Regions from separate parts of the Mus musculus genome. Here all the other regions are linked to region 1. Evidence: chromatin loops called from intact Hi-C (ENCODE). Cell type or tissue: heart. All regions are shown on one strand. Each heading gives the region's core, and the rest is flanking DNA. Links, peaks and the distances in the headings are about the cores only. Region 1 holds the start of Chd4 (chromodomain helicase DNA binding protein 4). Region 2 holds the start of Ncapd2 (non-SMC condensin I complex, subunit D2). Region 3 holds the start of Gapdh (glyceraldehyde-3-phosphate dehydrogenase).

Region 1 (10,093 bases), core at 2,183-7,182:
GGGCAGGGTGGTATCTGGGAGAAAGGACAGAGAGGACGGGCAGGGTCTTGACAGACAGAGATCTAGGCACCTTCGAGTCATCATCCTCGTCCTCCTCTTCCTCCTCCTCCTTCCGCTTGGATTTGCTCTTCTTCTCTTTCTTAGGTCCGAGCTTCTTTTTCTTCTTCTTGCCAGGAGTATAGTCGCTGCCCTCACTGTCTGAGCGCAGAGCCACCTCTTCCTCCTCCTCCACAAACTCTGGCCCCTCCCCAGAGCTGTCCCCCAGCTGCCGGCATAAGAGTAAACGCTGGAGCAGGGGGGGAGGGAGACAGACACACATGCTACACACATGCTCACCCAGGACAGTCCTGAGGCTCGCCCCAGAACCTGACCCCCAGCTCCAGGAGAAAAACTACCCGCAGCCTCACAACTCTCCTTGAGCGCCTCCTCCTCCTCTCTCTTCTCACTCCCCAGAACACTCAGTCACCCACTCACCTCCTTTTTTTGGCGCTTGCTCTTAGGGATTTTAGGGTCTCGAGGTTTCTTAGGCTTTTTCTTCTTCTTGAGCTTTGGAGTCTCTGCTTCGGATAAATCCTCGTCTGGGTCTTCCTCATTTTCTACATAGATTGGCAAACAGAGGCAGGCAGGGAAAAGAGCAACAGCACAGGTGAGGGCCCAATGCAGATGGTTCAGATCCTCTGTCCCCACCTCTCGCCCTAGAAGAGAACTGCTGTACTACACTCAAGGGAGCTGAGACCCAGCACAGAAACAAAGAGCTGTATATACCCAAAATCGGCCGCCAGGCCAGGCCAGGCCCACCTGGGGCAGCTGTCCAGGCCCCTGCCTCCTTTCCTCACCACTCTAGGCACCTTCTGTGTCTACCAGCACCGCTGAATTGAGCAGCTTGGAACTTAGTAAGTGAAAGAGCTAACTCCATCCAGCTCTCCCAAAAGTGGCCACCAAACAGCTCCTAAGACAGGAAATAAGGAGAGTCTTCCCAGAAGGCACTGAACAGACTCATCCCTTACCATGCCACCCTAGAACAAATACCAGGCTCAGGGCCTACAACACAACAAACACCCTTATTAAACCCCTTTGGGACTATCACTGCTCAGAACCACCAGAATCTCCCCAGTCCCACATTCAGTTGCCAGTTCAACTTCACACCCTCTCCCAGTTCCCTTCGGCATCTCTAGTCCTACTGTTTCTTTCCAGCTTTCTCCTGGGTCAGCCAGCTCTTCTCCCTAGGGGCCTGGAATCAGCCCAGCTGTCACCATCTCCCCTTCCCAACCCCCCTCCCATCTGGCTCCACCTCCTTCCCTGGCGAGAAGCACACACAAAGCCTGGTAACACTAGGGAATCCTGAGCAAGGGTAGGTAGAGAGGGGCACAGGGGGAGAAGGCTGGGAAGCAGCTTTCTTTGTACCAGCCATGTACACCAGCTCCCAGTTCCCTTCTCCTTCTTCCCAAGCCACCCCCGCTCAAGAAGAGGGGGAGTAGGGAAGGGAGGAGAGAGAAGGGAGTGTCTCACCCACTGAGGAGAAGGAAAATGGCTCCTGACCGCAGAAGCCAGCCCAGGGCACCCAGTGCCAACATAGGACAGACAGGAAGTGGCAAGGGTGGGGGTGGAGCCAACAGAAGTACACAGAGCGGAGAGTACCCTCAAAGAAAACTTCTCAAATTATTACCTGGCCCTACCTAGGTCCAAAGCCAGTGATCTCTAATACCTACTCTAGGATGACACAGTTTGTAAGAGGTCACCCTCATGTCCCAGACAAGAAAGCCAAGACAGCACCAGAGTAAACTATTGGAATGACTGCAGTACTCACTCACTTGTATTCTTTAAAGACATTAGAACTAAGACTTAACAAGGGCTCAATGGAGGTTACCAAACCATACAACCTTCATCCCTACAAGGAATCAGAAAGCTTTAGCTTGAGGAACCAAGTGTCAAAGCTCAGCTTCCCCAGTCACCCAACAAGAATCCTACCCAACCTGCAGAAACCATGCCCAAGCCCCCAAACAGCAGACTCCCTCCCTTTAATCCCGCACACTCAGTGCATAACCCAGAAGTAGCCCTAAATGATGCTGGAGCCAGTCAGATCCCAAGGTTGGACAAAGTGCCACGGGCCTCCCATCCACACCCGTCCCAGGGTTAGGTCAGAGGCTTGGAGGCCCCTCTCATCCCTAAACACACCATTTTTTTAAGGGCTTCTGGCCCACAGCCCTTACAGTACCCACCAAAGCCTTCTTCCTCTGCCTGCGGAGCAGAAGTGAGCCAGGGACAGGGCTGTGGAGGCACAGTGGGCCCCTTTCCACCCACACACAGCCCTCCAACTCCTCAGGCCCATCACGCTGCATGCCATAGAGGGAGATTTGGGAAAGGGGCAGAACTGGGTGTGGCCAGAGGAAAAACTGGGTCATGCTACAGATTGGGGCAGAGTTCACACTGAGAGCCTGCAGTGCTCCCACTTGGGAGGGAAGCCCCAGACCTTCAAGCAAGGGGTTATGGCTAAGATGGGAAGCAACGCTGGTCAGACAGCATCACCCAGCCTCTCATAAAGACAAGGAAGGAAAAGTAAGTCTTCCTCCTTACCCACCTCACCCTCGCAAAGGCAGAGCTCCGCAGGCCTACACCTCAGTGATCAGACACAGATCTAAGTCCCTTATCTCAGCAGCCTAGGACTCAGCAGCAAGAATAATGGCTCTCTTAAATGACAAATTTGAAAATGATTTCTTCTGGATATCTCACCCTCCAGTTGGGGCTCAGGAAAAGGCAGAAGTGAGAGCCATGCCGTAAGGAACAAAAAACAGGACAGCCAGGCTTCACAGGGTAGTAACCAGGACAGCCGGGCTCCACGGTGTAGGAAACTACGTGGACGCAGAGAAGATACCGACCTTGCAATGAATGTGGGGGAGTCAAGCCAATAGGTGCCTTAACTAAGGGGGCTCTAAATAAGGAGACAAGAGAAAGACATCCACTTCCAAGCATGACATCAGCCATCACTTGAGGGCAGGCACTCAGGCAAGATGGTTATAATAATACGGGTTTAGCCAGTCCAGGGAGCAACCCCAAAACACAGTGCAAACCCTAACACACCCACACAAACACCTCACGCCACCAATCCAGACCAGACCCCAAGCTACCTCAGAGTGGCGGAAGCCCCTAGTAAAGATCCAAGATTATGTCCACACCAAGGGCCAATTCCCTCCCTCTGCCCTCACTAGGCTACTGCATGCTGCCTCTCCTAGCCCTCCATCCTTCTCCACTCAAAAAAATCCCAACAATCTGACTAACAAAGTTCTACAGATCTGATAAAGAGTGAGATTCAAACTTTACACTCTTGAAACAGCACAGAGAACCCGTAAGAGATCGGGACAGAAAGCAACCAACACTCTCGCTTTCTTCTCCAGGGAACAACCGCGGGATCCCAGATGCCTGGCAGGGCTCCCGCAACAGAAATCCCCACCGCACCCCACCATGTCACCACCAGAGTCGGAACCACCTGCATTCCTCCAAGAACCTGCACGAGGTAAAGCTAACCCAGAGAGCTCCCTCAACCGGGGACTGCGGAGCATTCCAGACAGCCTTGAGTGAAGCCAGCTTGCATCTGGGTCCGTGGTGCCCAAGAGGCACATGGCTTCCACCTCCCCCAGCACCCCCCAGCACACAAGAGCTCCGCAGAAAAGAACCACTCCCTTCGGATGCCCTCCACCCTGGGTTCTGCACAGGGACAAGCAGCGCGCGAACGCAGCCTCACTGGAGTCTCGAGGAAAGATCAAACATCTTCCTGCCCTGGGCCCTCCGGGAAGATGTTACCTGGATGGGGTGGGGGCAGGCTGTTGTTCAGAAGTGCGTCCATATCCTCCTCCTCACTGCCCGCTGAGCAGGGGGACGGGGAGCCCAGGCCCGACGCCATCCCCTTCCGTTCCCCGGCCAGGGAATTGGCCCAGCTGCTCCTGCCTGCGGCCTGGGGCCCTCTGCACTGGCCCGAGTCACTGTGCGGGGGAGGGGGGAGAACAGTGAGTGACGCGCAGTCCCCCTCCCCCACCCGCTCTTTCCGCCCCCCTGCCCTACCACCCTAGCCAAGCACCCGAACCACTCAGGCTGAACTTAGTTCCACACTCCTCGGGGACAGCCCGTGAGCCGGCTCCCCAGCAGGAGCCCCCAAGAAGAGGGAATGACGCCCCCGAGGGCAGGCTGGTGCATGGAGGGGAAGGAAGAAGCTAGCCTGGCCTGAGCCAGGAGTGCCTGGGGAGTGGGGTTCGAGTGGGGAGGCGCGGAGAGGGTCAGGGGAGGCGGCCGGTGCTCGGGGACACAAGGTCACTTGGGAGTGGGGGGGCGCTCCTCTGCGCCCGGGGAGGGGCCAGTCCCCAGACAGGGCAGCTCTCCAAAGGCTGTCCTCTGGGACAACTCAGGTTCTCTTCCGGAACGGCGGGGACCAGGGGGCGTGGAGGCTCGGGCGCTCCGGGGTCCCGAAGAGTCGGGACGCCGGAGGAAAGCGAGCACCCACCGGGAAGGGGGCCGGGCCACGTGTCCCGGGGGGCTAGCGAGCAAAGGGCGAGGGGCGGGCGGGCAGGCGCTCGCCCGGCATTGTGGGAGGCCGAGCCCAGGAGGGGGGGGGGGCGGGGAGCAGGACTCCCTCAGGGCAGGGCGCCGTCTGGAGGTAACCCGGCCGCCTCCGGGGAAGAAGGGTCGGCTCCCTGGAGAGGGGACGGCCCGCGGGCCCCGGGACGCCTGAAGAAGGGACAGGTGAAGGAATGACCCCCGGGACGACGTCGGGCTGAGAGAGATGTCTCTCCCGTTGCCTCGCGCGCTCCTCACCCTAGAGCCGCCTCAGGTCGCGCTGGGTCTCGCCGGTGTCACTCCCGCTCCAGCTCCTCCTCGCCGCGGCCGAAGGGGGGAAAATGGCTCCGGCTCCGGCGTCGCCTCTTAAAGGGCCCGAAACACCGGCCGGGAAATCCCACCGCACAGGCCCCGCCCCCCACGGACAGCCCATAATAACCTCAACCAACTCCAACCCCCCCCTCCACTACCGCCACCCTCCTCTTTAGGTCTCCCGGGCAACCCCCGCCCCCTCGTCGCTCAGGCAACCATTGGCCACGCCCCCGTCGAGCGCGCGCGCGCGTCACCTGGGCAACCGCCCACCTCCTGGCCATCCCATAATACACACGGACACCCCACATACACACACCCCGCCCCCCACACTCTATGCATATATGTGCCCGGGGCTACAGACATATAGTGCAGATCTTTTACAAACTAAAACCTGCTCCCCCTCCCTTAGATAACCCATAATAACCACTCTTTGCCAACTTCTTCACTCTTGGCCTTACTGCTAACATCCCATAATAACTCATTACCCCTCCCTCCCCTTGGCCATCCCATAATAAGCACCCCTCCCAGCACTTCAGCCTCATATCCCATAATATTCAACCCATCCCCCACCGACATCCCATAATAACCACCCCCAGTTTGACATCCCATGATTGTCAGAAACTCACCCACCCCATACTACAACAACGGACACTGGGCCTCCTCCCACACGGATCCCGTAATAATCAGTCTCCCACTTTCTATACTGATATCCCATAATATCCAACCCCCCCAGAGCTGCCCTCAGTCCCTGCACTAGGGTTGAGATTCTAGATGCTCACTTTACCACCCACAGCCTTCCCAGTCTCTTTCTAGCTCCATGGTCCATAAATTACCATTCCTCCTAGCAAAGAGATACTCACTAATGATCAGCAGCTCTGCTGTCACCCCACAAATGGACATCTAAATCTCCTCCACTAACACTGGGAAAATGTCCTATCATTTACTCTATCTACTCTCCCATCCCATAATTTCAAAAAGCCCACGATACCATAATTGTCCCAACACAACCCAGTGCCACATCCCATAATACTTCTGCTACACTCCATCACCGCACACAGGTCTGGCCAGACATCCCCTAATTGTCACAACCTCCCCCACCTCTAGAAGTTGTCAGGCTCTTCCAACTAGAGCAGAGAGGGTGTGGCAAACTGCTAACTGCCCTGTCCCCACTAGCACACACTTTAGTCCCTTCCTGGGCAATAGGAGCATTCTGGGCTCTCAAAGTTCAGGACCCCCAGACTTCCTAGCTCATCATTTGCAGACACTCAGGAACCAAGAGCCAACCTCGAGCCCCAACAAACCCCACCAAATCCAGGTATGTTCTAGATACTTACCTCCCTCCAGCTTTGAATGTTTGTGTAAACTCAAACAAATAATATGCTGACTAGATGAAACACTTGCATAAAACTTCATGATGAAAAACTTTAACTCACCCAGAACATCCCATAACAATTACAAACCCCCATCCCAAAACTATTTCTCAACATTCCAGAAGTCCTCTACACTGCCACCTTCAAGTCCAGGCAGCCTCCGTGGACAGATAGCCTATCACCACCATGGACTGAGAGTCCTCTACCATGCCTTGCTCTGTACTCACCATCACTAAAGTTCATTCGACATACCCTTGACAGAGTACTAACAAGGTAAAGAGCTAGCTACTTACCGACCGAGAACGAGGATACCAACACACAGGTGCCTTCCTTCAAGAAACAGTCACAGCTGGGAACATTATCACATGCCAATAACCTCAGCACTCAGAGAACACACGAGATGATCAAGGGATCAAGGCCATTCTCTGCTACTCAGTGAATTCAAGGTCAGCCTAGGCTACAGTAAAAACAAGTCTCGGATAATTATAATTTATTTATTTATTACCAGCACCGTGCTCTAACCAACTGGGCTAATGGGGCACCCATGAATAAATATTAAATGTATAATGAAGAAACATTAAACAACCAAAGAGACCATGCATGATACAATATAAAAATATCTAGTAATTCTTGCTCTCTAACTCTCTTCCTGCTGTCCCTTCCCTCCTATCCCCATCATCACCTGCTCTCCATGTTCATGATGGCCAGCCTCTCTCCAGTCCTCTACTTCTCTCTCTCTCTCTCTCACTCTCCTCCCTCCTCAACTCCCCTCCCCATGCCCTAAATAAACTATTCCATACTAGAAAAACGAAAGAGAGAAAGAGAGAGAGAGAAAGACCACTGACCACTGTTCCCCAATGTCCTGTCATAAAGAACTGAGCAAATCTAAACTGTTCTCAGGAGGTCACATCCCCAGTAGAGGTCGAGGTAGGTGGGCCATCTAGACCAATGGTTCTTACCCTTCCTACTGCTGCGATCCTTTAATACAGCTCCTCGTGTTATAGTGACCCCCGACCATAAAGTTATTTTCGTTGCTACTTCCTAACTGTAATCTTGCTATTGTGATGAATCGTAATGTAAATATCTGTGTTTTCCCATGGTCAAAGGGACCATGACCTACAGGTTGAGAACTGCTGATCTGGAGGAGTTTACAAGAGAAGGCTGGTCAAGATAACTTCCTGCAGGGCCTGGTGATGCAAGCCTTCAAATCATCCCCTAGCTACTCCCTATGTGCTAAAGGATTTTGACTGGTAAGCAGCAATCATCCAGTCAGTGGTCCTGATGCTTAAAATCCGTATTGTTGCCGTGTGTCCCTTTAAACACATCCTGGACCACAACTGCTGCGCTTATTCTTTTCGCTTATTGGCTTTTTTTTTTTTTTTTTTTTTTTTTGCTTTTTTTTTCTGGATAGGTTCTCTCTTTTAAATTTTTTGTTTTGTTTTGTTTTTTAAAGATTTATTATTATATGTAAGTAGCTGACTTCAGACACATCAGAAGAGGGCATCAGATCTCATTATGGGTGGTTGTGAGCCACCATGTGGTTGCTGGGATTTGAACTTAGGACCTTCAGAAGAGCTATCAGCACTCTTACCCGCTGAGCCATCTCGCCAGCCCGCCTCTCCCCTCCCCCCCCCCCCCCCCCGTTTTTATGTTTTTTTCTTTTGGTTTTTCGAGACAGGGTTTTTCTGTGTAGCCCTGGCTGTCCTGGAACTCACTATGTAGACCAGGCTGGCCTCGAACTCAGAAATCCGCCTGCCTCTGCCTCCCGAGTGCTGGGATTAAAGGTGTGCTCCACCACGCCCGGCTGCCCCCCCCCCTTTTAAATTTTTAATTATTACTCTGTGTGTGCGTGCGTGTGTGTGTGTGTGCGTGCGTGCGAGAGAGAGAGAGAGAGAGAGAGAGAGAGAGAGAGAGAGAGAAGGGTATTATCAGATCACCTAGAGCGCAGTTATAGGCAGTTAGAAGCTGCCTGATGTGGATGCCAGGAATTGAACTCCAGTCCTGGTCCACAGAGTAAGCTCTTGTCCCAAACAAGACAAAAATAAACAGCAATCTTAAACCTCCTAAGAATCTCTCACTTTTCCCTCTTCCTGGTTCCAGAAAATAAGGCTGCAAGTGAAAAGCCAATATCCCACCCCCACTGCCTCTAGGCCTCTTTCTCTTAACCCAGAGGGGTCTCCCTCTGCTCTAGTCTTGTCTGTTTCAGGAAGGCCAAAGAGCTGTGGAAGTTGGAGAGCTTGAAAAGGAACCGGAACTTCTTTACAGGAAGAGGCCTTCCGGATCCGAAAGCGAACAGGAAGACCTTCACGCTCTCTCTCCTGCACCTCACCTCACCTTCCCTAGAGACAGGGACCCAACAGATAACACTGTCCTGTGAAATTCAAAGGACTGAATTTAGTGAGTTCTGGACTTTCATGTAGGCAGGACTTTACCCTGAAAAATGACAGTCTCCTTGCTCCCAAATAGATCACCAGGGAAACTAGACAGATCTTCCCACCAAACCCTATGTGTATAACCGTGAGCATTCCATATTTAAGCACTTTCTCACCTTAAAACTAGAGTCTTAACCCTTAGGTCTAACAGGGCAGGAGGTAGTAGACACCTTTAACCCCATACTGAAGAGATGAGGCAGGTGGATCTTTGAGTTTGAGGCCAGCCTGATCGACGCAGTAAATTCTAGGCCAGCTGGGGAGAAACCGAGAGATCTTGTCTCAAAACAAGCAAAGCCACATTAGTTCTTCCCAGGAGCACTCATCTTTGAAGTTCATGTTTTCTTTTTTTTTTTTTTTTGGGGGGGGGGTGGTTTTTTTCAAGACAGGGTTTCTATGGGTAGCCATGGCTGTCCTGGAACTCACTCTGTAGACCAGGCTGGCCTTGAACTCAGAGATCCGCCTGCCTCTGCCTCCAAAGTGCTGGGATTAAAGGCATGCGCCACCACCGCCCGGCTTTTCTTTTTTTTTTTTCCCCCAAAACATAGCTGGCCCCTCTGGACCGCCCTCTGGGGGGGTTACTGTGGTGTACTGGCTATTCCCTACACCCCACAAGCTTAGTCTCCCTCAGTCCAGCTTTCTTGACATCAAGATCCAGTGTCATTTGTGTGTCCAGACCTTCTTCCAAGTTCACCCCCCCCCCTCGTGAGTTGGTGCTTCACGGTGGGTGGGAGAGGATGTGGCCCGTTTGTTTGTTTGTTTGTTTGTTTGGTTGGTTGGTTGGTTTTTGTTCTTTTTGTTTTTCCGAAAGAGGGTTTCTCTGTGTAATTCTGGCTGTCCCGGAACTCACAGGGATCTGCCTTTGTCTCTGCCTGCTGAGTGCTAAGGTTAAAGGCATGCACCACCAACACCCAGCTAGGATGTGGCTAGCTGTTTCTTCTTACACAGTGCTGCTGGGTACCTATTAGATCCTCTTCGATCCCTGTTCTCCTGGATGTAGCATGTCTCTGGGTCTCAAATCCTGGTGTTTAAATATCTCCAACTGCTCCAGCTTTCCTCTCTCATGTATATACATACCACATTATCACAGCGACCAGTGAATATAAACCAGGGGCAGTTTACAAGTAGTCAGCCACAGCCTCTTGCCTAGGATTCTTCATCAGCCACACCCACGGCGTCCCTGCGGATTCTACCCACTTAGTCCTTTGCTTCTCACCCTCTCCCCATCCCACAACAAGAAGGTTCAAATTCCTTTTCATTTAATCTTTCTTTTTTAGATTTATTTTTATTTTATGCATGTATTTGCCTGCGTGTATATGCACACAGCACGTATATGTCTAGCAGCCAAAGAGAACAAGAAGAGGGCATCAAAGCCCCTGGAACTGGAATTATGGGCAGTTGTGAGCTACCTTGTGGGTGCTGGGAACTAAACCTGGG
Region 2 (10,093 bases), core at 2,381-7,380, 95 kb before region 1:
ACTTTTCCTCCCCACACCCAGATCCCCACTCCCCTGTTCTCCCCAGGTCAGGCCTCAGTGGCTATCAACCAGCCATGGCATATCAAGTACAGTAAGACAAGGCACCTCTTCTATTAGGGCTGGGCAAGGCAGCCGGTTGTGGGGAAAGGGTCCTAAAGGCAGGCAGCAGAAGCAGGGGATAATCAGAGCTCCTACTCCTGCTGTTAGGACTCCTCCCAACCACAATGTGTGGAGGGCCTAGCTCAGTCCCATGCAAGCTCCCTGGTGGGCAGTTCAGTTTCTGTGAGCTCCTAAGGGCTCAGGTTAGTTGATTCTGTGGGTTTTCTTGTGATGTCCTTGACCCCTCTGGCTCCTACAGTCCCTCCCCCCACTCTTCCAAGAGAATCCCCAAGCTCTGCTTTGTTTGCCTGTGTGTCTCTGTAATACTTTTTTGTTTTGTTTTGTTTTTTTCAAGACAGGGTTTCTCTGTGTAGCTCTGGCTGTCCTGGAACTCACTCTGTAGACCAGGCTGGCCTCAAACTCAGAAATCCTCCTGCCTCTGTCTCCCAAGTGCTGGTTTTAAAGGCGTGCGTCACCACCGCCCGGCAATACTTTTTTATAAAAAGAAGTAGGTATTATATAGCCTTGGACATGGCCACTAAATATGAGGATTAAACAGTAGTTTGAAGCTGGATACAAGGACTCACACATATAATCTTGTCACTCTGGAGGTAGAGGCAGGAGGATGGGTCCCAGTTTGAGCTATAAGAGTTCCAGGCCAGCCTGAGCCTGACTTTGAGAGACTATAGGTTTTTGGTGTTTGTTTGTTTGTTTTTGTTTTTATGTTTGTTTTGTTTTTTCGAGACAGGATTTCTCTGTATAGCCGAACTCAGAAATCCACCTGCTTCTGCCTCCTGAGTGCTGGGATTAAAGGTGTGCACCACCACCGCCCGGCTTATTATTATTATTTCATGTTTTACATGCAATAATACATGCAGCTATGCCTGTGCACATGTGCATGCCTGTCTCCATGGGAAGCCCAGAAACTGGAAGTATAGTCAGCCTTGAGTCACCATGTGTGAGCTGGGAATTAACCTGGGCAACCTGCAAGAGCATCCCTGGGAGATGGCTGGAATCATCTCTCCAGCCCCAAGACTGTTTAAAAAAAAAAAAAAAATGCAAGAAAAATTCCCTGGATTACCTTTCTGTCATCTCCAGACTTCTCACTGAATTGATTTCAATTGAAACATAAATTCAAAAACCTGTGGAAAATGTGGTGGCTTAAGCCTTAGATCCAACACTAAGGTATTATCTCCATGAGTTCAAGGCTAGCCTGGTCTACATACTGAGTTCCAGGATAGCCAAGGCTACATAGAGAAAACCCTATCTCAAAAAACCAAAAGAAGTAAATGAAGAATGTCATAGCAAAACCTATTATTTTTGTAATATATACTAACAAAAGCAAAGTGCAGCAGAGGGTCTATAGCTCACTATAAAGTACTTGGTATATCCAAGACGCCAGCACTATGCCATATAGAAGAGTCTCTCAGGGAAGCCCACACTCATGCTCTCAAGTGTTTTACCTCTGAACACCTCTCTCATAGCCCTGATGCTCAAACCTGTATTAAAATATCTTTCTTTTTAAAAAAAGATTTATTTAATGTATGTGAGTACACTGTAGCTGTACAGATGGTTGTGAGGCTTCATGTGGTTGTTGGGAATTGAATTTAGGACCTCTGCTGCCTCAGTTGACCTTGCTCTCTCTGGTCAACTCCACTTGCTCTGGTCCAATGATCAAAGACTTTTTTATTATTAAAAATAAGTACACTGTGACTGACTTCAGATGCACCAGAAGAGGGCGTCAGATCTCATTATGGGTGGTTGTGAGCCACCATGTGGCTGCTGGGATTTGAACTCAGGACCTTCAGAAGAGCAGTCAGTGCCATCTCACCAGCCCTAAAATATCTTTCTTAAATGACATTTTTTTCCCCTAAAAAAAAAAAAAAAGCAAACAGGGTAGCACACACAGGGGTAATACTGGGTGTGATCTTTAACACTTCATAAAACTGGGCATGACTCAAGGTCAGCCTCCACAAAACTGCCCTATTCAAGAGGATGGGAAATGCTGTGGTACTCAGACAAGTTCCCTAACTTATAACTGATAAGAGCAGTACAAAGTGTAATTTCACTTTCCTAGTTCATTTTGGGGTGGCAGAGTCTTTAGAAATAGCAGCTACACTTCCAAGGGCCTGGGCGGCTAGTGGCAGAGTTCCCTAGAATGAGCAAGTCCCTGGGTTTCAGCTCCAAGATTACAAAAAAATAAGATAAAATAAATAAAAATAAATTCTTTAAAAACTTACACGAGGTGCCAGTGTCAGAAAGTGCCAGCAATAAATGATTGTTATAAAGGCCACAAGCATAACTGGGCTGTAAGTAATAGTAACAAAAGATCATGTGACTTAGGAACGAGGCAGACGTCAGAGTGCATGAGTAAATGTAGCACTGGGCATATCAGATTCCAAAGGAGCCCCATTTTTTTATTACATCGAGCACACAAAGCTCTCTCCTTGCTGGGATAAGTCCTGTTCCCCTTCTCCAGGGTGACACATTTCCCGTCCTATCTGTACTTCCCATGTCGGTTAAAGTGTTTGTAGAGATAGCTGATCCGTTTGTTAAGGTTATGCAGGTCCTCAATGAACATCCTGTTTCCCACAAATTTCTTCTTTCGGACACAACGCTGCAATTCATTTCCTCTCCAGCCTCGAAGCCATACTGGGCCCTTGATCAGTTCTTTTGGGTGCTTCTCGAAATTCCCTGTAACGTGACAGAATATATACTAGTTTCAAGAGAAGAGAAGTCAGCCTAGCCCAACTAGGCCTTCAACACAGTTTCATCTCCCTGATCAGAACTACTGACAGACAAGGCACACACCAGTCTAGTACAAGGGACAGAGTCTTTGTAACACTTGCTCTTCCAAAGGATTCCCCAGCACTCTCAACTGAAGGTTCACGACTGCCTGAAAGGGAAGTTCTAGGAAGTCACCCTGAACCTGCAGGCATTGCTTGAGCAGTACACGGTACACATTCAGAAAACACAAAAATCTTATTTAAAAAAGAAGAAAGAAAGAAAGGAGTAAAGACTTTGCAGCCAGAAATGTCTGGGTTCAAATACTGACACTCCCATTTACTCGCTTTGGCCCTCAGACCTGCCCACTACTGTGTTAGTGAGACTGAGTCCCGCACTCCTCACTATTCTCCGCATCTCAGACTGGTCTTGCCTGGCTTCATCTCCCGTGTAACAGGTTTGTGCCCCCAGGCTTGCCCCGGGCACATTACTATTCTCTCCACAAATAAAACCGAAAGAGTCAAGAGAGCATACTAATCCTTCAGAAACCAGGAATCGCGTCCTACCCAGGATTCCAATGTTGTCGTAGACGCCAAACAGAGCCCTCTTCTCGTTCCAGCGATCAACCACTTTGGGAGGTGGAAGAGTGAGCCTTACGAAGGCCAACCGTGGGACGCCTAGGGAAGGACAGAAGCATGAATCAGCACTGCCCAGTGACAAGCCGTTAGCCGGCCGTCCTACTACACTTAAGCCACTTACCCAGAGAGAAGCTTCGGCATGCCGAGGGCACCCAGCCCCACAGTCTCCTACTTGCCGCCCAAGGGACACTCCCTGCCATTACTCTAGCCTGTCCGCCTCAGTAGGGGCAGCAAACCAGCCGGAAAAATGGGGAGCGGGTGTGAATTCCAAAGCCAAGACACAGATTACAGTCCCAGGCGGGACTCACACGGTAGTGACAGTAAGAGGAGCCATTTTGGGCCTTACCCAGGTAGCTTAGGGAGTCATCCCAAGGTGGCTCGCACAGCCACAAGCCCCGCCCTCCAAGTTCCGGCCTGTGAGGCGCGTCCAGTCAAATACTTCCGGTTTAGCCCCTGGAAGAATGGAACCGCTGCGGTGTTTGTTGTCGCAGGAAAGGACGCCCCCAAACCGAAATTCCGTTAAAATAAGCTCTCTCCTGTCCCTTGCGCGTCCTCAACTGTGAGGGAAGTGGAGGACGGGAGCCTGGCGCTACGGCAAGCTGAGTTTTGCTGGGGCAGTATATTCCCGGAGTGTACAGGGCCGGGCGCCACATGGTTAAAAGCTGGACTGCTTTAGGCGGCCCGCGGAGAGACAACGGGTGACCATGCTTAGCCGACTACGGTAGAGATGCCGGGAAAGCGCAGACTCGGGGCCACGCCCCTCGCCCGCTTGCCCCGCCCCCGGGGCTGTGATTGGTTGGCTTCTCCAGCCTCTGTCGCGATTGGCCTCCTGGCAGCCGTTGAGGTTTGAACAGGGAATTGCGGGCTCCGCGAGCGCGACGCCTGGCGCTGAGGCGGGTCTCCGTCTCAGCCTGCCGCGGATTGGCCGGTTCCTCCGCTAGCTTGAAAACCATCTCGTTGTTTGGCGCGTATCCTGCCCTATTGTTTTCTTCCTTCCTTTTCAGCAGGGGGCTCTCCGGTTGAAGAAGCGGCGGGTGAGGGGTGTCGCGGGGTCCAGGTGAGATGTGGCAGTGCGAAAGGTTGGGAAGGGAAAGGTTGAGAAAAAGCAGGTCCAGGACGTGACGCAGCCTTTGCCGGAGTGCGGTCGGGAGCGACGGTCTGGTAGGGATGCCCTTGAGATCCAGTATGGCTGTGTGTCTGACAGATCAGAATCTGAATGTGTGGTGTGGGCAAAATCGCATAGCCTTACTACCCAATGTGTAAATTTGGTTGTTTCGTTCTGCACCCCATGAGACTGAAATCAGGCACAGGATAAGTAGAAGTTAATGTCCTTCCATTCCATTGATTGGGCTGGAACCCCAATGCTCAGTAAAATATTTCTTAAGGATTTTTTTCACTTTAAAATGGAAGCAATAAGTCTGTATGTATACACTGATTGTCACTTAATAGTTCATTAGTATTGTCTTGTGTTGTTGTGTTGTTGTTGTTGTTGTTGTTGTTGTTGTTGAGATGTACTCCTTGCAGCCTCACTGCAGTCCTGGCTGACATCAAACTCAGCAGTCCTCCTGCCTCAGCCTTCTAATGTTGCCTTTATACACATGTTCCACCACCCCTGGCTATTGACTAGTTTTTATCCCTTGATTCTTTTGATCCCCAGAGCAACACCATTTTACAGAGACCATGAGACTCAATGACTTAGTGTCAGAATAATAAGAATTATGCTCACTTGATCTATTTGTGTTGATTTTTAAAAAACTAATAGTGATATATTATTTTAAAATATCATACAGTTAATATATTTGGAGTTATTTAAAATTTATACCGAGAAAAACATATGTATTTTCAGTATTGCTGTAGACAAACATCTGCATAAGACTGTTCAATTGATTGTTGTGTTATATCACACAACTTTTATAATACTCATTGTTATTGTTACAATATTATATGTATATATATTTTTGTTTGTTTGTTTTGTTTTTTTTTGAGTTAGGGTTTCTCTGTATAGCCCTGGCTGTCCTGGAACTGCCTCTGCCTCCCGAGTGCTGGGATTAAAGGCGTGTGCTACCACGCCCAGCTTATTTTATAAATTTTAAAGAATATGATAAAAAACAAAAGGTATTGCAGGTTTTGAAAGGGGGGACTCTCTGGGAGGAGTTGGGGTACAAAAGGGAAAGAAGAATGTGATGTAAGTCTATTTACTCAAAATATGTAACAAATTCAGGTAAATTGAAATTATGTATCTTTTCTCATCAGAATGCAATAAAACTTAAAGGAAAAAATTATTCTCCTCTAGAGTTGCTTTTATATTGAGGGTGAGGGTTTGCAGGGGAGGGTGTTTTATGACAAGATCTCTTGCAGCCCACACCACGTAGCCGAGACTAGCCTTGAACTCCATCCTACTGATTCCCGTGGACTTGGGACATAGATATAAGCATGTGTTACTTTGTGCGGCTCTGATCTTATATTTTATAAGACGATTCATATAGCTGTTATAAGACTGAAAAACATTTGAAAAAATATATATTTTATTTATATTGAACTGAACCTGGGGTAGACTCAGTAGAAATGTTCTTGTCACATAATCAAAAGATGACACACTGGTAGATTTACACCATGCCTTTTTTTTTTTTGCTGTTTGGTTTCTAGGTGAACCAGGGGGAGAAAGATGTCTCCCCACAACTTTGAATTCCACTTGCCCTTATCTCCAGAGGAGCTGCTGAAAAGTGGAGGTGTGAATCAGTACGTTGTCCGGGAGGTGCTGCCCGTCAAGCACCTCTCATCCCAGCTTAGAGGTGAGAGACTCCATGCAATGATGTTATCCTTTCTGTTCTACAGCCCCGGGACACTCCATCTGGGCCAGGGAGGTCTTTCCTAGTCCCTGCCTTTAGTTGTTTGTTGTCCCATAGTTGGTTGGTTGGTTGGTTTATTTGTATCACCACATGGAATTCATGGCATAAAATGTCCTGGGCCATTTTTGAGAAAAAGGTGGTTTTTGTTTTTTTTTCGAGACAGGGTTTCTCTGTGTAGCCCTGGCTGGCCTGGAACTCACTCTGTAGACCAGGCTGGCCTCGAACTCAGAAATCCGCCTGCCTCTGCCTCCCAAGTGCTGGGATTAAAGGTGTGCGCCACCACTGCCCGGCTCCGGTTTTTGTATTTTTACCTCTTACCATGTGTCAATGTATAGTCCTGGTAATTGTAGACTAGGGGTTGGAGAGGTGGTTTAGAGGTTAAGGGTACTGCCTATTCTTCCAGAGGACCCAGGTTTGAGTCCCACTATTCACAAGGCAGCTCACTACTGTCTGTAACTTGTGCATGTGGTACGTGGATGGATGAATGGATAGACAAGACAGACAGATAGAGGTGTGTGTGTGCACACTACACCAGAACAGAACACCAGCACACATACAATAAATGCATGAAGTTTAGAAGTCCTGTGGGCGGTGCCAGGGTTTGCCTTGCCTATTCTCAGAGAGCACTGTTTAGAAACTACATTATGTTTCCAGGATGTTCAGTGAAGGAGAAACATAGCTGCAACAGCACACAACATAGTCGCTTGTCACTTAAACATGCCGTGTGGGGAGACACGTTTGAGAGGCCTGTTGCTAGATGATTCATTAATATGGAAACATCATTAAGAGTACGGGTGCACACGTTTTCATGGTATAGCTTACTACATGCTTAATGTTTGGTATGTATATTAAAGCCTATTGCTTCTAGGGCCTGGTGAGTAAAATAACATGGGATTGAATCAAGAGCAAGAGAAGGGCTGGGGATGTAGCTCAACTGGTACCATGCTTACCTAGTGTGTACAAAGTGAGGCTTTGGAGTTTTCAGTCCTCCTGCCTCAGCCTCTCTTAGTATCTGGGAGCAACAGTGACTCTGTCTGGTGCCTAGAGCTTCAGTTTTTACAAATCCTTCTCCTCTAACATGAGCCAGAACGCACCAAGAATTGTTGACTCCAGGACTTGGCCAGGAAAATAGAAGGTAGTGCTGGGCCATGCTATAGTGTGAGGAAGTAAAGCTCATTTCTGGGGCACCGATTCCTAGGTTGGAAGGAGACAGGAAGAAGAACGGCCCAGAAACAGTCCATAGTTTTTGGTGGTTTGGTTTTGTTTTTTGTTTTTTCTGAGACAACGGTTCCTCCATGTATCCCTGGCTGTCCTGGAACTCACTCTGTAGACCAGGCCTTGAACTCACAGAGATCCACATGCCTCTGCCTCTAGAGTGCTGTGATTAAAGGTGTGCGCCACCACCACCTGATGAAACATTCCATATTTTTATGAGAGAATTGTGAATATGACTAAAGTGCATGATATTTGTGTATGAAAATGTAATGAGCCAGGTGTGGTGGTCCATGCCTTTAAAGCCAGCTCTTGGAAAGCCAGAGGCAGGCAGACCTCTGTGGGTTCAAGGCCAGCCTGATTGACATAGGGAAGCCTTGTCTTAACCCTTTCCATAAAAAGAAAATGTAACAAAACCTACTTTATACAATGAGTGTGTGCTTATAAAGCTTTAATGTAAGAGAGAACTGAGAGAAAGGGAGGAGAGGGGAAGCGTCCAGAGTGAGGCCAAGGTGAGGAGGGCCCTGTGGACAAGCATGGGGGTCTGGACCCAACCGCAGTAACAGGCGGGTTGCAGAAGCCTGTTCTAACACAGACAGGTAAACAGTTTAATTAATAATTAAGAGGGAAAGAGACCCTGTCTTTTGAGGTAGGGCAGAGCAACCGTACGGGACATTTGGGATCCTGTACCTGGTCATCTCAGCTTCCCTCTTTCCCCTCCGTTTTTTGAGGCAGTCTCACTGTGTGACCCTGCTTCTGCCTCCTCGATGCTGGGATTAAAGGAACACACCACCACACCCACCTAGCCTCAATCCATTCTTACCTAGGATTCACATTAGCAGTTATAGAAACAGTAATGAAAATAGAAAACAACAATCTGGGAAATACCACAGTAATTAATATCTGTGTCCACAGGTGTTTGCCTTACCAAAAATGTGACTGATGCATGATTTCACACGTCATTTAACGGGATGCCTTCTAAGTCCTGTGTCATCGGGCAGTTTTGTTATTGTGTAGATTGTTGCTGTGTCACTGACTTTGTCATGTGTGCCATCCTTTGTTGACTGAAGTGTAGGAAGCAGTTGTGTGGAGCAGTGCAGAGACACTGCCGAGTGCTCAGTTAGTGCCGGTGCTAAGGCCCTGCCACTTTGCTTGACCTGTGGGTTTGCTTTTGTTTAAAGACCGGGTCTCTCTGTGGTAGCAACTCTTAGCTGTAGCCTCCTGAGTTGCTGAGGCTATGGCTATGTGCCATGACGTCAGACTCATCCGCTTTTTGATATAAGTGCCTTCTGGAGAAAAATAGATACCAAGAAATCCTGTCTTTCCTCCTTCATTTTCCAGCATTTCAGTCTGCCTTCCGAGCTCAGGGGCCCCTCGCCATACTGGAGCACTTCGATACAGTCTACAGCATTTTACAGTAAGTGAAATTCACAGCCAGTGCTCTGGAAAGAACTGGTGGCTTTTTCTCTTAATTTTTGCATGTGAGTTTTGAAATTACAAATTATGGGTTCACTGATACTTGGTTCTGGGTACTGACATCCATAGTGAGCATTTATCCAGCTTGCCACCGTGTTTACTTGACAATTTCCCAAGTATTTTCACGTTAGAGTCCTTAGAGCTGATCTTTGAGAATGGGCTCTGTAGGCTCCTGTCTCACCCCCACACTTTCTTTCCCTCATAGTCACTTTCGAAGTATAGAACCTGGCCTCAAGGAAGACACTCTGGAATTCCTGAAGAAAGGTGTCTGGGGTCCGGGGGCAGGGGCTGGGAGGTGTTGGTTATTATGTTTAGCAGTTCCTACATTTTCTCAGCCATGTGATGATATCAAGGCTGTTGTGATTCAGTTGGTTTAGCTAAGTCCAGGGACCTCTGACCTATTCAGGTCTGTAATCTTGGTGGTCGATACAGAGTAATGTGCGTTCACTGTAAGGGCGGACCGACAAAAAATTTCCTACTCTTTAAATTACCTCACTCCAGTCGGGGTGATTCTCCAGCTGCCAGGGAGGAATTGTGGTAACTGGAATGAAAGTAGGAACAGTCTTATATTCGAGGTGCCAGGGTCAGTGGTCTCAAAGGACTTAGCTGTGTCATGGCCACTGAGAGATGACACACAGATCTTTGGTAATCTGATGGCTATAAGCGCTAAGTGTTTGGAAGTTGGGTTATGTGAAGAAAGCCAATGAGACCAACCCCCAGATTCTGCCCCTCACAGTGGTATCCCGCCACTCCCAGGAACTGTCGTCCATCCTGGATGATGCAGCTCTGAGTGGATCAGATAGAAGCGCCCACCTGAATGCCCTCAAAATGAACTGCTATGCCCTGATACGCCTTTTGGAGTCCTTTGAGAATATGACCAGCCAGACAAGCCTCATTGACCTGGACATCGGTGGGAAGGTAATTGGATATCCCTGACCTATTTTATGTGAGGGGGAAAGGAATTGATGGGAAAGGAACCAATGATTTTAGCATGCTTATTGTTCTTGCTTGGGGTTTAGGAGGGAGCACTTAAGGTCCAGCTCTCCTTCCCTGTCAAGTAGTTCCTGTGCATTCTAGAGCTTATCCTCCATGGTA
Region 3 (10,093 bases), core at 1,766-6,765, 69 kb before region 1:
CCTTGCTAGCCTCACTACAGCTATGGAACCAGAGTGACTAAGACCAGATCTTAATTCCTGGTCCCTTTTTTAAAGGCCATTCATTTCCTTTTTTGTTAACATGCATTGGTATTTTGCCTGTGTATATGTTTGCATGAAGGTGCCAAGTCCCCTTGGAATTGGAGTTAGACTGTTGTGGGCCCTGAGAACTGAACACAGGTCTTTTGTAAGAGCAGCCAGTGCTCCTAACCACTATGCCACCTTCCCAGCCCCAGTGAAGGCCTTGAGATAGGGTCTTGCTATGTAGACCCAGCTGCCTCAGACTAACAGAGATTCCCCTGCCTCTGTCTCCTGGTAGTAGAGGTATGCCGCACATGTTTGCACTGGACTGCTTCTTTAGAGTAGTTTCATGTTTAAAGCAAAAGTCAGTAAGTAGAGCTCCCATATGCTCTGTCCCACACCCGCATGGCCTCCACCCCATGACCTTCTTGTCCTGGTATACGTGGTCCTGGATGAAGGAACGTGATTGACAGATCAGCATCCAAAGTCCACTCACTGGACACAGTGGCACATACTTACCACTTGTGTCATACTGGGCATTTTCAGGACTTTGAGGTCACCTTACCCCCCACCCCTGTGGTGGCATCAGTTAGTTGGAATCACAGTTTCAGATTGGTTTCTTTAGTTTTCTCTCTTTTCATGGCTATTTCTTTTTAAGCAGGGAGATAATGTTTCCAGCCCTGTCTTTAACTTTCTGTCCTCCAGGCTATAATAGATGAATTTGAGCAGAAGCTTCGTGCCTGTCACACCAGAGGCATGGATGGAATAGAGGAGTTTGAAACTGGCCAGGGAGGCAGCCAGCGAGCCCTGTCTGCCAAGAAACCCTCCGCTGGTATGAGAGGGATGCAAGCCCACATGGGGCTCCTATGAGTGGTCCCCACCCTTTTTTTGTTCCTTTGTGGTTTGTTTTTGGTTTTGAAATGGTCCCCTTGCCTTTCTTTTCTAGTCTCAAGGCTACAGCCTCTGACTTCTGTAGACTCAGACAATGACTTTGTCACACCTAAGCCGCGACGTACCAAACCTGGTCGTCCACAAACTCAGCAGCGCAAGAAGTCCCAGAGGAAAGCCAAAGTTGTCTTCTTGAGTGACGAGTCCAGTGAGGACGGTATGATACACCCTCCCAACAGATCAGCTGCCTGTGTGGGGTCTTCCAGTGGGGCTTGCCTAGCTGTGGATTCATTCTTCCTGGCCATGTCTTCCTCACTATGCAGCTCGGCTGACTTTCACAGTGTGCCGTGTGCGTGTGTGTTTGTGTGTGTGTTTGTGTGTGTGTGTGCACACGTGTGCGCGTGCGCACGCGCGCATGTGTTTACTTTGAGATCCATTTTGCCCCATCTTTATGACTCAGCTTTTGTTCCTATAATTCTTTGAATAGAACTTTCAGCAGAGATGACAGAAGAAGAGACACCCAAGAGAACCACCCCCATCCGCAGAGCATCTGGGCGAAGACACAGGTCCTAGGAGCTGCCTTTGCCTACTCCCGTCCCTGCCGTGCAGGGTATCTTACTGGATGATCTTGGATTCAGTGCCCCCCCCCCCTTGTAGAAGTGCTTGTTGTCTGTGGTTTTAACATGGAAATGGCCTTTGCATTGAGGTCTTTCTCTTAGAGCCCTGCTGCCACTTTCCCTTTCTCCGAGCCTGTGCCAATTGCTGTTTTCTAATGAATAAATGTTTTTATAGACTTTTAAGCATCCTGTCCTGGCTGGTCTGTCCCATCCTTAGCCCTGAGCTGTGTCTGGATCTTCATGGCCCCTGTGGTGCCTCATCCTTGCACAACTGAAACTCTGCTGTGCAGAATTATGCGGTTTCTAGGTTCACGTGAACAGTTCTCAGCAGTCTGGGGTACTTTGCACCCCAGAAAACATTCGGTAATACCTAGAGACTTATTTCTGTTTGCCTTGTGGGGCAGGGGGCTGCAGTGAAAGCCTTAAGATGAAGGCCACCTTCATGCACATTGTGCCCCATAACACAGCATGTCAGGAGTACACAACTTGAGAAATGCTGCTCTAGACCTAAGGTTTGTTTCCTCTGTGCGCCCCACCCCATCCCCCGAAGACTGGCAAATGACTCAGCCTGGCTAATGGCAGAGATTATGAACCCCACTCAGTTCTATAGGTGACAAGGTCCATCGCCCCAGAGCCAGTCCTTCACTACACTAAGGGGTCTGCAGGAGGTCCAGCTGTAAGCCATGCTGTGTGCCCACCATCCCCAAGCCCTTAATCTGCTGAGTCACTTGGAGCAGGAGGCACAACTGCTGTTTCTGCTGCCATGACAACAGCACAGTGCTGCTGAAGTGCTCCCTACCTCTTGGTGAGGGGACAGTAATGATAGATGACAGGCGTGAGGCAAAAGGGAAGGTGCACCTCTGAAACACTAGGTTAGGGCTGGGCTATGGAAGGGCTCTTTGGGTAGGAAAAGGGTTAACGCTGTGCATAGAGCCTCGGTAGGAAGGCAGAAAAGGGACTCTGAATCTGCCATGCCTCTCCTCCCCACCACTGCGCTGGGGCCACTCCCACCCTTCCCACCCTGTTCATCTGGCCTGCTCCCCGCTCATGGGAAGCCTGGGCACGGGCCACACAGCTGTCAGTCTAACACAGCCTTGGCTCTGGGGCCCCAAGGAGGTAGGGCAATCTGGAAGGGCAAGGAGCCAAGACTAGATTTGGGGTGCAGCCCAGCGTGCTCCCTGCCTTTTAAGCAAAGGTTATCACCAGGCCAGCTAAACTTAGCAATAGGCTCTTGAGCTAGATGAGCAGGGGGCTGGTTTCATGTTGCACTGGCCTAGCAAAGAGGCGCCAGAGTCCCCCTGCCCTGCACCTGCTACAGTGCTCCCAAGCCCTTCCACCCTTCCCAGCCTCCCTACCCTTCGGAGTGAAGAATCCCGGTCTCGAAAAGACAAAATAAAACCAAAGAATGCCTTTTCTCCCTTCCACTTGTGGCAAGAGGCTAGGGGCTTCCCTGTCCTGGCTCAGGGGTATAATATTTCCTCTCCTGTGTTCTCCCCTCACTGATCTCACCCTGTGTCCACGAGGGCAGCCAAAAAAGGAGAGTCCCTGGCTCCAGGGCCAGTCAGCACGTCCCTGGATGGGGAGGGACTTCCGCCCTCACGTCCCAACTCTCCACCCTGGGGCTACAGTGGGTGAAAGGGGCAGTGTCTCCTAGCCTGGGCGGGGCAGCTCTCAGGTTCCGAGGAGGGATACTATAGGAGGCCTCTGAGCCTCCTCCAATTCAACCCTTAAGAGGGATGCTGCCCTTACCCCGGGGTCCCAGCTTAGGTTCATCAGGTAAACTCAGGAGAGTGTTTGTAAGTCTCAATTATCAGGTTTCCAGGCTGCAGGGCATCCTGACCTATGGCGTAGCAATCTCCTTTTCAAGCGTCTTCCTGGCCACCCCCTTGCCCTCACAGCGCGGTACACAAGCCAGGCCTCTGGCCAAAGACAGAAGCCAGGAGGGGGGGGGGGGCAGATAGGGAAATGGGGCTCCTGAGGGCTCCCGCGGGAGGAAAAGTGCCCCCACCCTGGCATTTTCTTCCACTCTTTTTTTTTTCGGGGGGGGGGGTTGCTGTGTCACTACCGAAGAACAACGAGGAGAAGATCCTCAACTTTTCCGCAGCCTTTTCAATAATGGGGAGAGGTTCGATGATGCAGTGGCAGGGAGACCCACACTTCTCCATTTCCCCTGTTCTCCCATTTTACTCGGGAAGCAGCATTCAGGTCTCTGGGTCCTGGATGTCCTTGGTGCACACTCCAAGGACTCCTCGTCCTTAAGTTCATAGTCTGTATTCCCTGAGTCCTATCCTGGGAACCATCACCCGGTCACCTCCTGAGCGGGGCAATCTCAGCTCCCCTCCCCCTATCAGTTCGGAGCCCACACGCTTGGTGCGTGCACATTTCAAAAATGAGGCGGGTCCAAAGAGAGGGAGGAGGGGAAATGAGAGAGGCCCAGCTACTCGCGGCTTTACGGGTGCACGTAGCTCAGGCCTCTGCGCCCTTGAGCTAGGACTGGATAAGCAGGGCGGGAGGCGGGGCGCGCGTCATCAGCTCCCCCCCACCATCCGGGTTCCTATAAATACGGACTGCAGCCCTCCCTGGTGCTCTCTGCTCCTCCCTGTTCCAGAGACGGCCGCATCTTCTTGTGCAGTGCCAGGTGAAAATCGCGGAGTGGGCCGCAGGAGGCCGGGGACAGTCGGAAACTGGGAAGGGGAGTGGGCACTGTACGGGTCTAGGGATGCTGGTGCGAAGTGTGCAAGCCGGACCCAGGCTCCGCATTGCAGGGGGGGGATGATGGAGGACGTGATGGGGCGCACGGCGGGAATGGAGGCGGGGTGGGGGAGGGGACTGCCTGGTGTCCTTCGGGCCACGCTAATCTCATTTTCTTCTCCTGCAGCCTCGTCCCGTAGACAAAATGGTGAAGGTCGGTGTGAACGGGTGAGTTCCAGGGCGGGGCCCTGCTCCGTTGCCTACGCAGGTCTTGCTGACCCGGGGGCTCTGCAGTACTGTGGGGAGGTGGATGAGGTGGCCGAAGCGCCCAAGGAGACCTCAAGGTCAGCGCTCGGACCTGGCGATGGCTCGCACTTGCGGCCCCCAGCTGCTGCACCTCTGGTAACTCCGCCTTTGCGGGGATGAGCGGCCCGGAGTCTTAAGTATTAGGAACAACCCCACGCGCCCGTTCAGACCCATCCCGTAATCCCCAGTCCGGGGCTTCTTTCTTTACTTTCGCGCCCTGAGGAGTCACGTGCCAGGAGGGAAGCCCCTCCCCCATCTCCCCCTTCCTCGGGGTCGGTGGCATGGCGTTGTGAGGTGCATACCTTTGCGCATCATCTCCCAGGCTTGGGCTTCCTTTAGGGTAACTGGCCGCCGCCATGTTGCAAACGGGAAGGAAATGAATGAACCGCCGTTATGAAATCTTGCTTAGGCCTTCCTTCTTCCTAGCTTGTGACTAACCTCATTCCTCTCGGCTGGGTGGAGTGTCCTTTATCCTGTAGGCCAGGTGATGCAAGGCTTCCGTGCTCTCGAGAGAGTTCTACCTCACAATCTGTCTCACCTTATTAGCCTTAAAAGCCCTTGAGCCTTATTGTCCTCGGGCATAATGCGTATTCTAGATTATTCTCTGAAAATCAAAGCGGACTTACAGAGGTCCGCTTGACCTCCCAACCCCAGAGGTAGTTATGGCGTAGTGCAGAGCCGTGGGATGGGGAGCTGAGTCATGGTGGTTCTGAAAAGAAATTTTCCACCACAAAATGGCTCCTGTAGTAGCAGCCCCTTCCATCCCCTGCACTTCCCATCACAGCCTCGCACTGACCCAGGCCCTATAGGCCAGGATGTAAAGGTCATTAAGAGGATTGGGTGTCCCTGCGCCTCAGAATCCTGCCCTTCTCCCCGTTCCATCCTCCAGAAACCAGATCTCTCCACTCCGCCCTGATCTGAGGTTAAATTTAGCCGTGTGACCTTTCTGGATCTGGGGTCTGAGCGGGCTCTCCACCCTGCTCCCCCTACACACATCTGTTGCTCCGGCTCTCATTTTTGCCCGAGAAGAACAGGTGTTTCGCGAACGAGCCCTGGGATTAGGGTTGGAAACCCCCCACATGTTTTCTCAGTCTTTCCCCTTAGTTCGAGGGACTTGGAGGACACAGGTGGGCCCGCCCTGTGCTGCTCACGCTGACCTTTAGCCTTGCCCTTTGAGCTTGCTGATGAATGAGTTCACAGGTCTGCCCTGTCCAGGGGGTGTAGCCTGAAGTCCAGCCATGCTGGAACAAACTTCCCAGGGCATGAGTGATGGGGGTGATGTGCCAAGCTTGTACCCAGACTGGGGCAAACTGCCACTTCTTAAGAGACTTAGAATGACTTGGAGGAGGTTTGCTGGGCAAGCAATCACCTCTTGGACAGGAAAGAAACCTCCACTTTATAACCGTGCTATAAAAGCCCTGCCAGGCCTCGGCTGCTCAAAGAATATAAAATTAGATCTCTTTGGACTTTCTAGGGTGGGAACAGTCTATATTTGGGTTGTACATCCAAGCATTCAACTAGCTTTATTAAAGGGAATTCTGAACAAAACATGAACTTCCTGATGCATACATTTCTAATGTACTGTGTCTGCATAAAGGCTTGTACCTTTGTTGTGGTACGTGCATAGCTGATGGCTGCAGGTTCTCCACACCTATGGTGCAACAGTATTCCACTCTGAAGAACATGAGATAGCCTGGGGCTCACTACAGACCCATGAGGAGTTCTGATCTCAGCTCCCCTGTTTCTTGTCTTTCAGATTTGGCCGTATTGGGCGCCTGGTCACCAGGGCTGCCATTTGCAGTGGCAAAGTGGAGATTGTTGCCATCAACGACCCCTTCATTGACCTCAACTACATGGTCTACATGTTCCAGTATGACTCCACTCACGGCAAATTCAACGGCACAGTCAAGGCCGAGAATGGGAAGCTTGTCATCAACGGGAAGCCCATCACCATCTTCCAGGAGCGAGACCCCACTAACATCAAATGGGGTGAGGCCGGTGCTGAGTATGTCGTGGAGTCTACTGGTGTCTTCACCACCATGGAGAAGGCCGGGGTAAGTGGCCGGAAAGCTGAAGGTGACGGGCACCCTTGATATGGTGCAACCTGAAAACCAAGAACTGAGTCTGAAATCAACTTCTTTCCCTTAAACAGGCCCACTTGAAGGGTGGAGCCAAAAGGGTCATCATCTCCGCCCCTTCTGCCGATGCCCCCATGTTTGTGATGGGTGTGAACCACGAGAAATATGACAACTCACTCAAGATTGTCAGCAATGCATCCTGCACCACCAACTGCTTAGCCCCCCTGGCCAAGGTCATCCATGACAACTTTGGCATTGTGGAAGGGCTCATGGTATGTAGGCAGTGGGGAGACAGCTCATGCATTTCTTATCTTACCCTGCCATGAGTGGACCCTTCTTTGTAGGTGTCCCTTTTGGGTAGAGGGGTGCCGTGCAGGACCTCACTCATTGCCCCCGTGTTTTCTAGACCACAGTCCATGCCATCACTGCCACCCAGAAGACTGTGGATGGCCCCTCTGGAAAGCTGTGGCGTGATGGCCGTGGGGCTGCCCAGAACATCATCCCTGCATCCACTGGTGCTGCCAAGGCTGTGGGCAAGGTCATCCCAGAGCTGAACGGGAAGCTCACTGGCATGGCCTTCCGTGTTCCTACCCCCAATGTGTCCGTCGTGGATCTGACGTGCCGCCTGGAGAAACCTGTATGTATGGGGAGAGCTGGGCTTGTCTCTGGTGTGACAGTGACTTGGGACAAGGATAGTCATTTTGGGGTTTGTTCTTATCAGGCCAAGTATGATGACATCAAGAAGGTGGTGAAGCAGGCATCTGAGGGCCCACTGAAGGGCATCTTGGGCTACACTGAGGACCAGGTTGTCTCCTGCGACTTCAACAGCAACTCCCACTCTTCCACCTTCGATGCCGGGGCTGGCATTGCTCTCAATGACAACTTTGTCAAGCTCATTTCCTGGTATGTGGGGATGGGAAACCTGACTTTTAAGAGCAACTGGGGGTTTGGTGCCCTCTGGTGGCTAGCTCAGAAAAGAAACCCAAACTAACAGTTGTCCCAATTTGTTCTAGGTATGACAATGAATACGGCTACAGCAACAGGGTGGTGGACCTCATGGCCTACATGGCCTCCAAGGAGTAAGAAACCCTGGACCACCCACCCCAGCAAGGACACTGAGCAAGAGAGGCCCTATCCCAACTCGGCCCCCAACACTGAGCATCTCCCTCACAATTTCCATCCCAGACCCCCATAATAACAGGAGGGGCCTAGGGAGCCCTCCCTACTCTCTTGAATACCATCAATAAAGTTCGCTGCACCCACCTCTCCTTGGTTTTAATGCGGTGTTGGGGGAGGGAGGGTGTGTATGGGGAGGTGAAGCAGGCTCAATCAACTTTTGTGCATGTATCTTTATTGGCTCTGACATCCAGCTGGGTGCCGGAAGTCCAGGGCTACATTCTATCCAAGTCCCAGCCCAGGGCGCCTGTCCTGAACAGCTGATATGTCTGGCAATGCGGAGGGTGGGGCTTGACAATGGGACAGGAAATGCAGTCTGAGACTCACTTGTTGGACAGCACTGACTTCCAGAGCTCACTGCTCTTGAGAAAGATCGGTGTCCTTTTATCTGCAAACAAAGGTTAATTGTACCCAGCCCTCCTGCAGACAGACGTAAAATTAGATAAAATTGGAAGGGCGCCCAGTACAGTAAAACCTAGTGGTATCCATGAAGAGGGGCTGTAGCACTGGTCGATGCTTTGGTTCGTGCGTCACACAGTGACTCAGTGCTTGGGAAGTATTCCACACCGTCATTGCTTTTAAAGGTTCCATTCCAATAGTTCAACATAGCGTCTCCTGGGAGGTCGTGACTGACTCCCTAGGTCAGGGACATCTTAACCTTTTGGTTTTGTCAGTGACAGCCATGGCGGCATACCCTCAGCTGCTCACTGGAGAAACAGGCCCCGAGCACCAGTAACCTGCAGGCCACACCCATGTGCGGGCAGCAGCTTCACCTCCTCAGCCGCGACCTGGGCCCAGCACAGGACTTCCCAAAGGCGAGCCTGCACGGCCATGTTCACTGCAAGAGGCAAGTGAACAGCTGGGAGCATGTGGACAGAGCACCCCACACCCTCCAAAGCCTTACTAGGGAGCAAAGCCCTATCCCAAGGTACATGATGAATCTGCTTCACACGAGTGCCTAGGCAAGTTAGCACCAGTACAAAATCCAAGATACCCAAGGAATACAGGCAGGTCCCGTGATCACATTCCTTACAAAGTGGAAAAGGGAGGCTCACAAGTGTCCTGGCAGCATTCCGAAGATGGAGAAGTAGCAGATACCCACATGTGAGGAAGGCAGGAAGGAGTGTCCCAATGTCATGGGCGTTGTACAGGGAGGGTGGGGCTGAGCCTAGCTCCAGACACCCCAGAACCTGGGGAGGGACAGCCCAGGGCCAGGCTTCATGCAGTGGCACAGAAGACCCACACCCCTGCAGACCCACACCCCTGCCCCAGTGAGCTCTGGGGTGCCAGACACTGGTTTCTATCTCATGGAGCTATCAGATGAGACGTCTCGATCGGAGTCCTCAGTCTCACTCGGCGGTGGCGGCGGGTCGCTAAGCGGGACCGCAGTGAAAGCAGGAGACTTTCTAGAAAAAAACACCAGCTGTCACCTTGGACCAAGCAGGAAGGCTGCAGACTTCTAAGCTTGCTTTCTCATGGCCTTCTGAGGTACAGGGGGTGCCAGGCAAGGGCTGGGGAGGGAAGAAGACACTTCCCTTTTCAACTTGATGGGGAGCAGTGCCTCTCTTATCTTGGGGGGCTCTGAGAGGCTCAGAGATCAGAAAAGTGCGAAGTCACAGCACGGAGATGCCCCCTGAGCCACGCTGGGGCCTTAGCTTCTTGTCCAGCAGTAATCTGGTATGGGGGTGGGGGCTGCTGGACCCCAAAACTCCTGGGTGCAAGCAATCCTCTTGCCTCCAAAGTGGCTGGGGTGGAGCCACAGATCTCTTGTAAGCATGCACACTATACTCAGCTTGATGTAATTTGGGAGATTGGGTTGGGTTTTTTGTTGTCTTTGAGACAGGGCCTGTACGCATTCCTGTCTGGCCTGGAACTCTATACAGAGGTGAGGCTGGCCTGGTACTTGGAGTACCTGCCTGTTGCTTCTATGCATTTGAATGACAGATATGCGCTAGCACACCTGACTTACTGTAGTTTCTTGGATTTTGTTTGTTGTTGCTATTTGGTTTGTTTGGGACAAATTTTTGCTGCTGTCGTCCAGGACAGCCTAAAACTCATGACAATCCTTCTGCCTCTGCCTTCCAAGACTGAAACTGCAGACATGTACCACTCTGCCTGGTTTGCAGTAAATTTTAAAAAAAATTTTTAATGTGTGTGTGTCTGTGTATGTGTATCTGTCTGTGTGTCTGTGTGTGTATGTGTGTGTCTGTGTGTGTATCTGTCTGTGTGTGTTTATCTGTGTGCCTGTATCTGTCTGTGTGTATGTCTGTGTGTATCTGTGTGTCTGTGTCTGTCTGT

Evidence for each region. Hi-C counts contacts between places; a loop is a spot of excess contacts. Peaks named below come from ENCODE experiments on the same cell type or tissue, not always from the same donor. Only the 100,000 strongest peaks of a DNase experiment are listed, where the experiment ranks them.
Region 2: a loop joins it to region 1, with 2.4 times the contacts of the local background. A loop is called at or near these places in 2 of 42 quality-filtered maps.
Region 3: it touches region 1 in a loop (4-fold over the local background); 5 of 42 quality-filtered maps call a loop at or near these places.

Annotation. Positions count from the first base shown.
Region 1 is chr6:125,090,971-125,101,063 of GRCm38, reverse strand. It overlaps Chd4 (chromodomain helicase DNA binding protein 4), which reads right to left and starts at 5,083. Exons shown (of 39, transcript NM_001346610.1): 1 at 4,804-5,083; 2 at 3,799-3,977; 3 at 475-596; 4 at 71-265. The coding sequence starts at 3,898. Mir7045 (microRNA 7045) reads right to left here and starts at 4,040; the gene lies at 3,978-4,040. In heart, for the core only: a CTCF peak has its summit at 4,756; DNase peaks (open chromatin) are centred at 2,313, 2,893, 4,163 and 5,123; H3K4me3 peaks cover 3,504 bases; H3K27ac peaks cover 3,985 bases.
Region 2 is chr6:125,185,923-125,196,015 of GRCm38, reverse strand. Ncapd2 (non-SMC condensin I complex, subunit D2) reads left to right here and starts at 4,430. Exons shown (of 32, transcript NM_146171.1): 1 at 4,430-4,518; 2 at 6,108-6,253; 3 at 8,864-8,939; 4 at 9,204-9,262; 5 at 9,735-9,916. The coding sequence starts at 6,127. Mrpl51 (mitochondrial ribosomal protein L51) reads right to left here and starts at 3,816. Exons shown (of 3, transcript NM_025595.3): 1 at 3,583-3,816; 2 at 3,390-3,500; 3 at 1,624-2,793. The coding sequence starts at 3,661. The coding sequence ends at 2,597. Mir3098 (microRNA 3098) reads right to left here and starts at 224; the gene lies at 138-224. It also overlaps Scarna10. In heart, for the core only: a CTCF peak has its summit at 4,346; DNase peaks (open chromatin) are centred at 3,855 and 4,315; H3K4me3 peaks cover 3,322 bases; H3K27ac peaks cover 2,477 bases.
Region 3 is chr6:125,159,641-125,169,733 of GRCm38, reverse strand. Gapdh (glyceraldehyde-3-phosphate dehydrogenase) reads left to right here and starts at 3,961. Exons shown (of 7, transcript NM_008084.3): 1 at 3,961-4,182; 2 at 4,423-4,463; 3 at 6,298-6,595; 4 at 6,694-6,891; 5 at 7,026-7,256; 6 at 7,341-7,522; 7 at 7,633-7,882. The coding sequence starts at 4,441. The coding sequence ends at 7,702. It overlaps Iffo1 (intermediate filament family orphan 1), which reads right to left. Exons shown (of 9, transcript NM_001302779.1): 9 at 7,952-9,201. The coding sequence ends at 9,096. Ncapd2 (non-SMC condensin I complex, subunit D2) reads left to right here. Exons shown (of 32, transcript NM_146171.1): 30 at 745-871; 31 at 986-1,144; 32 at 1,415-1,727. The coding sequence ends at 1,500. In heart, for the core only: no CTCF peak of the experiment used is centred there; DNase peaks (open chromatin) are centred at 2,723, 3,143, 4,073, 4,693 and 2 weaker places; H3K4me3 peaks cover 4,948 bases; H3K27ac peaks cover 4,574 bases.